2 separate regions of the Homo sapiens genome follow, and region 2 is linked to region 1. The links are chromatin contacts, found by Hi-C or POLR2A ChIA-PET in ENCODE. All regions are on one chromosome and are shown on one strand. Each heading gives the region's core, a stretch centred on a gene start or an enhancer-like site at or near the end of the contact. The rest is flanking DNA. Distances are from core to core; before and after follow the strand shown.

Evidence for each region. Hi-C counts contacts between places; a loop is a spot of excess contacts on that map. ChIA-PET counts read pairs that join two places held with the same protein, here RNA polymerase II (POLR2A). Pooled maps may share reads with other maps.
Region 2: a loop to region 1 is called in a pooled map, with 2.2 times the contacts of the local background. The contact joins the enhancer-like site here to the promoter of H2AZ1-DT in region 1. A Hi-C loop is called at or near these places in 5 of 168 maps with a recorded cell type or tissue (IMR-90, MCF 10A, PC-3 and 2 more) and 12 of 50 pooled maps. POLR2A ChIA-PET finds 5 or more read pairs at or near these places in 9 of 52 experiments (H1, HEK293, MCF 10A and 5 more).

The regions. Positions count from the first base shown.
Region 1 is chr4:99,948,470-99,954,805 of GRCh38, forward strand. It overlaps H2AZ1-DT (H2AZ1 divergent transcript), which reads left to right and starts at 2,025. Exons shown (of 4, transcript NR_125923.1): 1 at 2,025-2,211. H2AZ1 (H2A.Z variant histone 1) reads right to left here and starts at 1,806. Exons shown (of 5, transcript NM_002106.4): 1 at 1,699-1,806; 2 at 1,194-1,271; 3 at 804-917; 4 at 342-471; 5 at 1-54. The coding sequence starts at 1,701. RefSeq lists enhancers at 460-1,065, 547-596, 1,637-1,726, 1,671-2,275 and silencers at 1,217-1,306, 1,387-1,436, 2,097-2,146, 2,187-2,396.
Region 2 is chr4:100,076,456-100,082,791 of GRCh38, forward strand. No RefSeq gene overlaps it. Among named protein-coding and RNA genes, the nearest start is that of DDIT4L-AS1, 110 kb to the right of the region's middle. Within about 2 kb of position 2,921, at least 2 of the 41 ENCODE cell types and tissues checked have a DNase peak (open chromatin) inside an H3K27ac peak, as active enhancers do.

The DNA of each region.
Region 1 (6,336 bases), core at 775-3,274:
TCTTCTGTTGTCCTTTCTTCCCAATCAGAGATTTGTGGATGTGTGGAATGACACCTAGGAGAGTGACAGGAATTAATTCTACTTAAGATTTTTTAAAAAATCACAGTATTTGAAACCAAGAAAGTGTATACTGTTCAACTTGAAAGGTATCTTTAAAAACATGCAGCTCAAGTATGAAGTAAAAATTCATTGAGTTATACATATAAATCAAATTTCATGATACAACCATACTTCCATCATTGAAAATATACTTAAATTTCCTCTCCTGGAAAAACTAATTAAAAGCAGCAAAAAATTCCTTCCTCTGAAGAAATTTTTTAAAATGTTAGAAGTTAACATACCACCACCAGCAATTGTAGCCTTGATGAGAGAATCCAATTCTTCATCTCCACGAATAGCAAGTTGCAAGTGACGAGGGGTAATACGCTTTACCTTTAAGTCTTTTGATGCATTTCCTGCCAGTTCAAGTACCTAAAAGGCAGAATCTGTCAGTTGCCTTCCAACTTTCCTTTGGCCAAGATTCAGAGAACAGAATAAAACCCTCACAAACGCAGATCTACCAACTGGAATCGTTCCTCACTATCTGACTGGCAAGATATACAGGGGGCACGCAATTTTAATTCCAAGAGCAGAGAACTCAAGCTCAGTAGGATCCTTGTTGAACACCAGCTCCCTCTAGCGTTCTCTTAGGCCTCTCGCCGCGTTCAGGGCCTGGGAGTTTTCTTGCATCACTTTCCTCCTTCCCTCTTGCCGCCTCCCCGCCCCCCAAACCTTCTCCGGATTATAGGCGTTCACCCATTTACCTCTGCGGTGAGGTACTCCAGGATGGCTGCGCTGTACACAGCGGCAGTCGCGCCCACACGTCCATGACTGGTCGTCCTAGATTTTAGGTGTCGATGAATACGGCCCACTGGGAACTTAAATTTTAAGCATACACAAACATAAATGCACAAAAATGAGAACTAGAGATGGGGAAATTATATGCGCGCCAAAGCAAGGGGCACGGGCGCAGCAACGCGTCCCGACATCGAAACACGTGATTCCTCCCCCCCATATTTATCGTATGGGCAGCCCAAGTCGCGACACCGCATCACCCACGCATACACAAAACGCCCATCGAGAGCGATGAATAACAAAAAAGGAAATGCAAAGAAAAACATCATGACTCCCAGACTGCACGAACAACTACTGACCTGCAAGCCGGCTCTCTGCGAGCGGGAAACCGCCTTTGTCTTGGCCTTTCCGGAGTCCTTTCCAGCCTTACCGCCAGCCTGCGGCGCGCACACGCCCGCGAGCGGAGGAGGAACGGAGAATATAGAATTACCAAGGCGGCGCGCCCATCCCCCACCGCGGCGCGTCCCGCCGCGAGCGCGTCCCCGCACCCTGCCGGGGTCTCCGGCCCGCGGCGCGCCGCAGGGGCGACCCCGCCCGTTCGCCCCCCGCCGCGCGCTCGCCACGGCCGCGCGCCTCCGCCCGCCGGCCCCCAGCGGCGCTGCGCGCGCCACCCAACCGTCGCCGCCCGCCGCGAGATCCGAGGCTGCTCCGCTAGCAGCCGACAAAACACCTCCCCCCACTCTTCTAAATCCTGTCTCCGCGCGTTCCCAACCGTCGCCACTTCACCCCCATCCCTCTGTGTAACGGGTTTTTCTCTCGCCGGCAAAAACCCGCGGAGTCATCGAGCGTCTCTGCGAAGTTTACCATTTCGAATTCCGCTGAAGCTCAAGCAAGCAAGGCAGAGAAAAGGCTAATCGGACCCACGGTGAGATCCCACCACCTACTCCTTCGTCGCACCGCGATTCAAACTGCGCTGTCTCCCGCCTTCCCTGCTCCCTTTATACTGCAGAATGTTCCCTCATCCGGGAACTCGGATTGCTCATCCCACCAATGGCTGCCACCCGCCCTCGGGACGCGTCCTTGAGACTTCAGCCAATGAGCAAGCGAAGAAAAGGGTGGAGGGGCGGGCGCTTCTAATCTCAAGCCGCGATTGGGGCGTGGGGGGAGAGGCGGGGGAAGGCGGAGGGATGGGAACGGGGGAGAAGAAGGGCACCGCGGCGGGAGGGAAGAAACAGAGCGAGCTACGCTGCAGGAGCGCAGTTACCAGCCGGCTGCGATCACGTGCCTGGGAGGAGGAGCTGAGACCTCAGGGGAGGGGCGCGCGGTAGCGTCCCGGGTCCCCTAGCAGGGCTCTAGAGACCACGTGAAGTCTCCTCGGTATGTAGCACGCCGCCCCCACCACTCCCAGCCCCATTCCCAGCGCCTCTCGGGCGGAGACCTGCGACCCGCAGCCGCTTTCCGGGGCCCCGGACACCCCTTCCCTACCCTCTCAATCCCTGGCGGCTCCTCCCGTCTGACAGGTGGCGCGAACGCGTCCAGTGAGAGGAGTCTGAGGTTTGCCCTGACGCCTTCCACAGCCTTAGTAGAGATTCCGTGTTTCTTCCGTCTAGGCGAGTCCCCAGCCACCAACAGATCACGACCCGCTGCTCCCACTTTATTTTCAGCCGGGTCTTCCACCTCTCCCTCACTACTTATGAAATCCTCCACGGAATAGTTCTGTGACAGCAAACGGTGAAGCCAAGTCACCTCACTGGTCACGAAACCCTTTTTGTCTATACTTAGGGAGCTTCTGGCGAGGCAGTATTCTTTAATCAAATCATAAACCATATTTTTTGGAGACTACACATCAATGGGTTGTACCTGTAGCCTGGTGTGTAAAGCTCATTTAGTGAAACCTCAGAGCTATTATGTGTCAACTTTTCTACAGTAAGTATTTTGCCACATGACAAATGTTCGGCAAATGTCGATGGAGTAACTCTGACATGATTTTCAGGCAGTTAGAGGGTCCATGCAATGCAATCAGTTGCAAATGATGAGGTTAAAGTAATGGTACTGTACACACAGTACTATCCTTCCAACTAGTAGGTTATTAACACCTATGTACATCTCCAGCTGCTTGGGGACAGTAGTGTCTCAATCTCATTTGCAGTGTTTTAGTGTATTACATTTTTTAACATAATTGAATAGTTTCAATGTGACGAACATTTTGAAACATATACTCTATGCTGGGCATGGTGGCTCACACCTGTAATCCCAGCACTTTGGGAGGCCGAAGCGGGCAGATTACGAGGTCAGGAGTTCAAGACCAGCCTGGCCAACATGGTGACACCCCATCTCTACTAAAAATACAAAAATTAGCCAGGCATGGTGGCGCCCGCCTGTAATCCCAGCTACTCTGGAGGCTGAGGCAGGAGAATTGCTTGAACCCGGGAGGCGGCGGTTGTGGTGAGTCAAGATTGCGCCACTGCACTCAGCCTGGGGAACAGAGCGAGACTTTCTCAACAACAACAACAACAAACATATACTCTGAAGTACTTTAGATTGGGTTTCAATTTGAAAGATTTTATCGAATTAGAGGACCTCCCAATTTCTGTGAGATAAATTCTAGAGAAGAGCTTCCCAACAATTTTGACATTGAGGTTTATTATTTCTTGGAACCAAGGAACTCTTATGATGTCGTCGATAGCAAGACTTCAGCCGTTTTCCTACTGATAATATAATAATGATATATTAAGCTATGAAACCTGATAGTTAACGATGGCTCCAGGGAAGCTTTGTGATATATAAAAAACCAACATTAATGCCATCTCTAGTTTAGATAATACTCTGCCAGCTCTTTGCTATGAAGCCCCATAAAGGGAATTTACTGTTGCCTCGCTGAATAGTGGTTAGGAGGATGAACTCAGAAGCAAGTACAGATGGATTCTGTTCTGCCTCCTCCTCACTGTGTCATCTTAGTTACTAATCTTTCTGAGCTTCGAGTTCCTATTCTGTGAAAAGATAGTATCATCTATTTTCACATGGTTGAAAGATTAAGGAAAAAGGTATGCAATGTACATAGTAGCATGTGTTTGGCACGTAGTTAGCCCTCAGTAAATAACTGCTATTATTTTCTACATTGGATGCTGGAGAGGGATGAAATAAAGTATCTTTTATTTCTAAATCTTTTTTGCTATTTGGTTTATTTTCTTTCTTCGATTTGGAAGCAGCAAGCTTGAAACCTGCCCAAAGTATACACAACCAAGTCTTCCAACATCCAAACTAAAATCCAAAATTGGTTTAATAACTCAATAATTTTCCTTCAGAGAACAGGACAGTATTACTTTCTGCACTTTTCTCAGAGTGGTATGATGATTTCCTACTCTTTTTCCTGCCCCCCCCAGAAAAGGTATGATGCAAATATGTTAATATTGTTGGTTTATCTTTCCAGTTCCTGTGTTAATAGTAATGCATGTATATAATGTACTTAGCCAGAGCTATGTAATTACTTTTGTTTAATGCCATACCCAATTAGTTCTCTCACCATAAAAAAATATGAGATGCCAAGGCAAGAGGATCACTTCAGCCCAGGTGTTAAAGACCAGGCTGGGCAACATAGCGAGACCCCATCTCTACTAAAAATACAAAAATTAGCAAGGCATGGTGGCCCCTGCCTGTGGTCCCATCTACTCGGGAGGCTGAGGTGGAAGGACCACTTGAGCCCATGGTTGCAGTGAGCCATGATTGTGCCACTGAATTCCAGCCTGTGTGATAAACTGAGATCCTGTCTCGAAAAAACAACAAAAAATCCTCAGATGAGGTAGGCGAACCCACTATTATTGACACTTTCCTTAATAGCCTTTTCCTAACTAAGCCAGATTTTCCATGACTAGTTGCTATCTCCTTTGAAACACTAGCATGTATGTTAACTACTATTGTTCTTGTCTTTTTATGTAGAGAATTTGAGAGTCTTACAATTGGGAATTATAAATTTCTCAACTACATCTTGCCTTAAAAACGTATTTTTAAGAAAATATGAATAAGTTCTCAAGTTATTTCCAAGGATATTAGCCTAGATCGATAATGGCGGCAAAATTCTTTTCATCAGGAAATCTACATTAGAATCTTGGTTCTCTCTACCTAGGGCACCTAGGAAAAATATGTGCCTTCAAGGATTCACACAGCTGTGAATAACTGAGTTCCAGTGTGGTATTATGCAAAATATTGAACTAGAGTAAAAGAATGAGGGTTGAGTTTGGGTAGCCACTTACTTGCTATATGGCCTGAAGTATGTAAAACACTGAGGCACAGTTTCATTTATTAAATAGGGATTCGTAACACCAGATAAACCAACTTGATAGAATTGTGAAAGAGTTTCGTTAAGTGCGAAGAATATGTAGAGTGATGTAATAATATTTTTGGCACCGAGGCCATAGTCCTTCCTGAATTCTGTTTAGGTTGAGAAGCCTATGTGTTTAATTCAGTGTTGATAAAACCAAAGCCATCGATTTAAATTCCAAATTGCCCAGCTTTGCACTTCTCATGATCACAGATTGCACACAGGTAACAATTCACAAATGCAGGGAATAGATGACAAAGATCAGCAGAATCTACTCCACCCAGATCCACTGCCATTTCAGGAAAACAAAAGATCATGCTTTTAATATAGCACTAATTTACTTTTTCCATACATTAGTCCTCAGAATTTTTGGAAATTTATTGTTTTAAAATTAAAAAATCAAGATTCTTATCATATCCTTTTATTATCTATTATTGATATCAATATCGATCTTTAGGATTTTCAGGGCAGGGGAAGGGAGTCCATGTGTTGAAATTTTTTTCCTAAATAATAGTGTATTTGCCTAGGCAGTGGGTCCTCCTTCTCTGTATTCCTGTGTTCTACATCTATGGATTCAACCAACTGAGGATCAAAAATATTCACAACGTAAGCTGGGTGTGGCCAGGCGCCGTGGCTCACACCTATAATCCCATCACTTTGGGAGGCTGAGGCGGGTGGATCACTTGAGGCCAGGAGTTTGAGACCAACCTGGCCAACATGGTGAAACCCTGTCTCTAATAAAACTACAGAAATTAGCCATGTGTGGTGGCATGCACCTGTAATCCCAGCTTCTCAGGAGGCTGAGGCAGGAGAATCGCATGAACTTGGGAGGCAGAGGCTGAAGTGAGCAGAGATCATGCCACTGCACTCCAGCCTGAGTGACAGAGTGAGACTTGGTCTCAAGAAAAAATAATAATAATAAGCTGCATTTGGGGTGTGGCAGTTCATCCCTGTAATCCCAACAATTTGGGAGGCTGAGGTAAAAGGATCCCATGAAGCCAGAAATTCAAGACCAGCCTGGGCAACATAGCAAGGCCCTGTCTCTAAAAATTTTTTTTTTCAATTAGCCGGGCATGGTGGTACACACCTGTACTCCCAGCTACTAGGGAGCCTGAGGCAGGAGGATCCCTTGAGCCTAGAAGTTCAAGGCTGCAGTAAGCCATGATCACACCACTGCACTCCAG
Region 2 (6,336 bases), core at 1,671-4,170, 130 kb after region 1:
GCTTCAGCCTCCCCAGTAGCTAGGACTACAGGTATGCACCACCACATTTGGCTAGTTGTAAAAATTTTTTGTAGACAGGCTCTCACTATGTTGTTCAGGCTGCTCTTACACTCCTGGCCTCAAGTGATCCTCCCACCTAAGCCTCCCAAAGCTCTAGGATTACTGGTGAGCCACTGTGCCTGGACCCAGGTTTTCTTTAAGAGGGTACATTTCCATCAGTAAATAGTTAAGAAAATAACTCAAATGATTTGCAAGTTCATGGGTGTGTAATTAAATAGGCAGGAGGCCATTAGCCTGAGGCTCTCTGAGTACTTTCAGTTCTTACATAACAAATTACTACCTAACTTAGTGCATAAACAAGCTGAAACCTAAATTAGGAGTATATTTCTTTCTAACTAATAGCCAGGTTTCAGCCAATCACAAATAGTACAGCTTTAGCCAATCACTGGCAGCCACCTGGTAATACCATGCCCAAATAAGGCAAATGCCTCATCACACCATGCCCAAATAAGGAAGATATCTAGCTGTAACCAATCAGGTGATTTCTCTATTTTGCTTCTGTGTTTGGCCTATGAAACCTCACTGCTCACACTGCTGGATGGAGCTCTCTGAACCTGCTCTGGTTTTGAGTGCCTCCTGAGTCATGAGTCACTCTGTGCAAATAAATTTTGTTAAATTTATTGTGTCTAAAGTTTTTCTTTAAACATGGGAAAGGTAATGAATTTAGTTCGGAAATGTTGGCTTTGAATTATCTGGCCAGGGAAAAAGTGGATTGGACAATTTACAAATAAAGTCTTAGAACAGTGATGAACAGATAGTAAGAATTACATGTTACCTACTATCATGATTGTTATTTTGGATCTAAATATATGATGCAAACCTATTCACTTCCGTGCCCATAGACCTGATGTTCATACCCAATAATTTAGAGGAAGAAAGCAATCAAATAAAAAATACCAGTTTTTCTGTATGAAGTAGAGTATGTTTTCTAATCTCTTCTCTTCCTACCTTGAAGCATTAGATTAAAGATCCTCTGAGATTGTAAATCCTGATTATATTTCTGTGTGCTACAGGTGTCAATCACTATTCAGGCACTTCTTTGGCAATTAGTGGAGTATTCTTCCCAGTAAATTATAATCTAGTTCAGTTTATATTAATTATACTTTGGTAGCAGTGCCATTATGTGAATGTTAATTTTATTAACAATATATTTTGACTATGGTGGATTGGCAAATTAGAAACAATTTCAGTGTTTCTTAAAACTTTATTATGTTATGCTTTTGCTGAGTACTAAAGCATGAAAAATGCATTCGAGGCACATCATCATATAAAAGCATAGTTATCTTCATTTCATTTATGTTAATTGAGCTTTATTTTCTGGAAAACGTTTTAATATTTTGATTGAATTCTTTAAAAATAGATTTGACAAAAATAAAAGGCAATTAATTTTGATAGAACATCATTTTTATTGGCAAATTATACGTATAGTAATCTAAATTACTCACTAATTTTTGAGCAATTATGTAGTAAAAGAATCCAAAGAGCTGAAGTTCCAAATCTCAAAAAAGGTAGCATTTGCTTTTGTCTTAATTGATTCATACTGATTTATAAAATCATCCTATATTTTTCCATCATTAGTCTTTCATTATGCACTCTCCATTGTGGGAGAAAAAGCATCTTTTCTTTTCTCTTTTGGTAAGGAGTAGTATCCCTAAGGTTTTTTGAAGGTCAGAATGAGATTAGGTTAATTTGTTAAGTTATTAATCTACTCAGTAACTGCTTAGGAAGAACCTATCATGGGTAGGTGCTTAACAAGATACTGGGCTTATGAAAAAGAAGAGGAAGAACAATAACAAAAAAATTTTTTTGGGAACTTATACACTGTTCTTGCATTGCAAAGAGATAAAAACCATGTAAATGAATAAATTAATAATATAACTTCTAGAGAATGGTAGTGCTATGAAGAAAATAAAATATGGCAATGGAACAGAGAGCAACTCTTTCTTTATTAAAATAACTATTCTTCTGTTATTCCAATTGATAAAAAAGCTTGTAGTTCATATTACTGTCATCTATCTTGATGTTAAATAATTTACTAACATATATTGAGCATGTACTTTGTACTAGGTACTGTTAAGCACTTATATGCATTATCTTATTTAATGCTCAACACTCTCCAAAGAGTGTGTTATTAATATTTGCATTTTACACATTAGGACACTAAAGCTTAGAAAGGCTTATTGTCTTACTTCAGAGCACATGAGTTGTAAAAGGTACAGCTGGGAATCAAATCTAAGTCAGCATGAGTCTAAAGTTGCACTGTTCAATATGGTAGCTATCAGCACATGTATTTAATTTAAATTTAAATTAATTAAAATTTAAAATTTAATTTTTAATTGTACTAGCCACATATTAAGTGCATAATAGCAACATGTGGCTGGGGCTGCCATATTGGACTGCACAGACATAGAGTGTAATCCATAATCTCTCAATATTGCAGAAAGTTCTATTGGACAGCATTGCCTAGAGAACAGCTCTTATAGATTCAACTATACTTCCTCCTTCTCACTATATGAAGAATTATTTTAGTCAAGTGTCCAAGTTTTCTGTCTTTGACTTTCAGAAGAGCAGTAGAAATATTTCTTTTTGGGTTTTGGATTGGTATTAAACATTTACTGAATGTCTATTGTAGGATTTTTTTCTATAACTCTCTTTTGTCCTCAGGGAGTGGTGCTTTCCTTTCCTTTGGAGAAATTCAAAGTTTTTGTATTACTCTATTGTGTGCATGTCTGCTTTCAGCTATTCCTCTAGCATCATGGGTCTTCCGCTACCCCAGCTTTGCTCCCTGTCATCTTGCAATACCACTTGAAGCTCAGCACCACTTAGCACCATTGACACCTTTTCTCCACTGAGGCCAAAGATGGAGGGGTGGCACAAGTTGCGTTTTCCTGTCACCACCCACTGTCTTCAGCAGCCCTAAAGCACTATCTGAGACTGGGAATTTCCACATCAGAGAATGAAAGCAGAGGAAATTACAACTAGAAGAGACAGTTTAGCTCAACTGTACTTTATCTTGAATCTCAGAGAAATTAGACCACAACTCCCCAGCCACCCTAGCTGCCAGGGGATAGCATGCCTACTCTCAGGGTATTTTGGGCTTTTCTTCGTCCTTGTCCCACAAAAAATACCTGTTTTTTCTTTTTTTTCTTTTTCTTTCTTTCTTTCTTTCTTTTTCTTTCTTTCTTTCATCTTTCTTTCTCTGTCTCCTTCTTTCCTTCTTTCCTTCTTCCCTGTCTTTCTTTCTCTCTTCCTTTCTTTCTTTTGAAAGGGTCTCACTCTGTTGCCCAGACTGAAATGCAGTGGTACAATCATGAGTCACTGCAGCTTCAACTCCCCAGACATAAGTAACCTTCCCACCTTAGCCTCCCGCGTAGCTGGGACTACAAGCACACCAGCATCCCTGACCATTTTTTATTTAAAACTTTTTTTTTTTGTAGAGACAAGTGTTCCAGCGTGTTACCAAGGCTGCTGTTGAAATCATATGCTCAAGTGATACTCTTGTCTCAGCCTCCCAAAGTGCTGGGATTATAGGCATGAGCCACCATACCCAGCCAAAACAACCCTTTCTCAAGCAAGCTTCTTAGTGTAAAAAAATCTAGCTCTCCTCTCCTCTGCCAAGTACAAAAATCCCAGGAAAGCCTACGCTTTAAGGGAAAATGGGATGTATGGGTGAAGGAAGCGTTTGGCTGTAGTCCTCTAGTCAGGGGAGGCCTCAACATGAGTTTCCTTCTTAAAACTCCCACCAGCAAAATTGCAGACCTGCTGGCTCCTTTACTGGATGTTTTAGTTCATTTTGTGCTGCCATGACAGAATACACAGGCTGGGTAATTTATAAAGTACAGAAATTTCTTATGGTCCTGGAGTCTGGGAAGTTCAAGATAGAGGGGCCAGCGTCTCGTGAGGACCTTCTTGCTGTGCCATCCAATGGCAGAAGGTGTAAGGGTGAGAGAGAGCAAGAGGGGGCCGAACTTTTCCTTTCACAAGGGCACCGATCCCACCCACAAGGGTGGAACTCTCATGGCTTCTTAAAAGTCTCACCTCTTAATTTGGTCATATAGGCAAATAATTTCAAAATGAGTTTTGGAGGGGATAAAAACTCAAACCATAGTACTGGCTAACCTATAATGTAAGCAACGGCTTCTAAGAGAAAGTATTAATGTTATTCTCAGAGATGGTAAGGTCTAAACTGATATTGAAGTAAGAACATTTTCTTTATTAGTGAGAATCCTGCCCAGAGCAGCTCTAGGCATTCATAACCACCAGAGTAGTACAGAATGGCAGCTTTTTGTTACTCTGGGATGGGTGCAGCCTAGGTTATAGTCTATACTTAGCAATGGGTTTTTTTTCTGATTAAAGGCTGTAAGTGTGGGGACAGGGTTCCTCTGCTAATTCCTCCAGCCACATAAAGATGAAGTCCATGGCCCTCTATTCCCAGCCTAATAAGAAGTCAAGTAAACACCTCAATACAATCCGATGGATTATGTAATGTTAGGCAGAAGTGCCATAGGAGGTACAGAATAAATCTGTCATCATCCCTGGGGTTATTATAGGGACAGCCTCAAGGACGGCCTTGGGAGGAAGTGACATTTAAGCTCAGTCCTTAAGGATAGTGCTTAAGGTAGATATTTGTAAGAAAAACAAAAGGGTGATTGGGAAAAATGATACAGAGGCATGGAGAAGAAAAGTCTTAGATAGTTTTCTCAGTTTATTAGAATTTATTTTATTCGGACAAATGTGTTCAGTGGCTTTGAATATGGTATTAAAATATAATAAACTATCAGAGGATAATCCATTTATCACATTCTTTTTTCATTGTTTGCCTCTTTACTTTTTGCTTCAATTTCCAAAAAAAAAATTATGACATACCTGTTATGAATGAAACTACAAACTGTGTGTACTGGAGTTAAAACAAAGATCAATAATGAAATAAGCTTCTGACTTTAAGGAGCTTACCTCAGGTGAGGCAAAGGCAAATACATTGAAATACAGACAAGTTAGAAAGTCAGCTCTATTAGAAACTAAATATTGGCAAGAGGCTAGGGGATTTCAGGAGAAGCAAGGATAGTGGGAGATCAAGGAAGTCTTCGTAGAGGAAGTGCCATTTAAGTTGAGACTTGAAGGCTGTGTATGGGATTCAGAAATGCAGAGGTGGGGACAGGCAGAAGTAAGAGAATAGGGAAGCAGGGAGCATAATGATTCAGAATATTCCCCTGGAGCTAAACTTGTCTGGGATCACAGCCAGACTTTCCTACATACTGTGTGACCTTAAGCAAGGTGCCTCAAGTTCTTCATTTCTAAAACAGGGTTAATAGTGATAGCCACCTAACAATGTTGTTGTAAAGATTAAATGAGTTAACATATGTAAAGCACTTAGAAGAGGGGCTGGCATATAATGACGACTCTTTGCAGGTTGGTTATTATCATTATGATCAAAGATTGCAGATATTAGGGAATAACATTGATTTGCCTAGAATACTGAGTGTGTGATGGGTTGGGAAGAAAGGGCTGGAAGGGTAGGAAGGTGCAAGATTATGACCAGCCTTAAATATCAACCTCAGAAATATGGATTTTTATTCTACAGATATTAAGGGATCACTGGAAGTTTTGAGCAGATAAGAAACATGGTCAGTCTATTTATATATTTAAATAAATTATCACATGAATAAACTACCATAATTCTACCATTCTCTCCAACAAATTACTTACTGAAGATACAATTGATGGCAAGAAATCCAGAACTGTTAATTTATTTTGGAATTGGGATAGGTAGGTTGGTTTTGTTTATATCCACATGATTGTATAGCTGTTGCTTTTGCAACAAAAGCAGAATTTGTGGTTTATGTTTGAGAATTGGGCAACTTATAGCAGGACATTAATCAGGCTGAAAGCATACCTCCAGAGTTATTGTCCAGGTCTATAATAAATAGTCAATACATTTTTAAATATATATGAACATGAATACTTATTTTTCTTGCTTTTGATAGAGAAGACACAGTCCTCACTGTTCTAAAGCTTATAATCCATTGGGCATTACAGACAAATGTATAGCACTTTCATAACATAGTATGGTAAATGCTATACAATAGTGTTACTGACTAGATACCTGGATTTAGAGAGATATGAAAGATGAGATGTCATAGATGGTTCAGAATTTGCTAGGCAGAAGCAGGCTGCAGGTTTCAGACAGAGGGAACAGAGTGTGTAGAGACCTGAAGGCAAGAGAAAACATGGACAGGGTTTTACAAATATGTATATATGAGTGGGAATATCATTTAT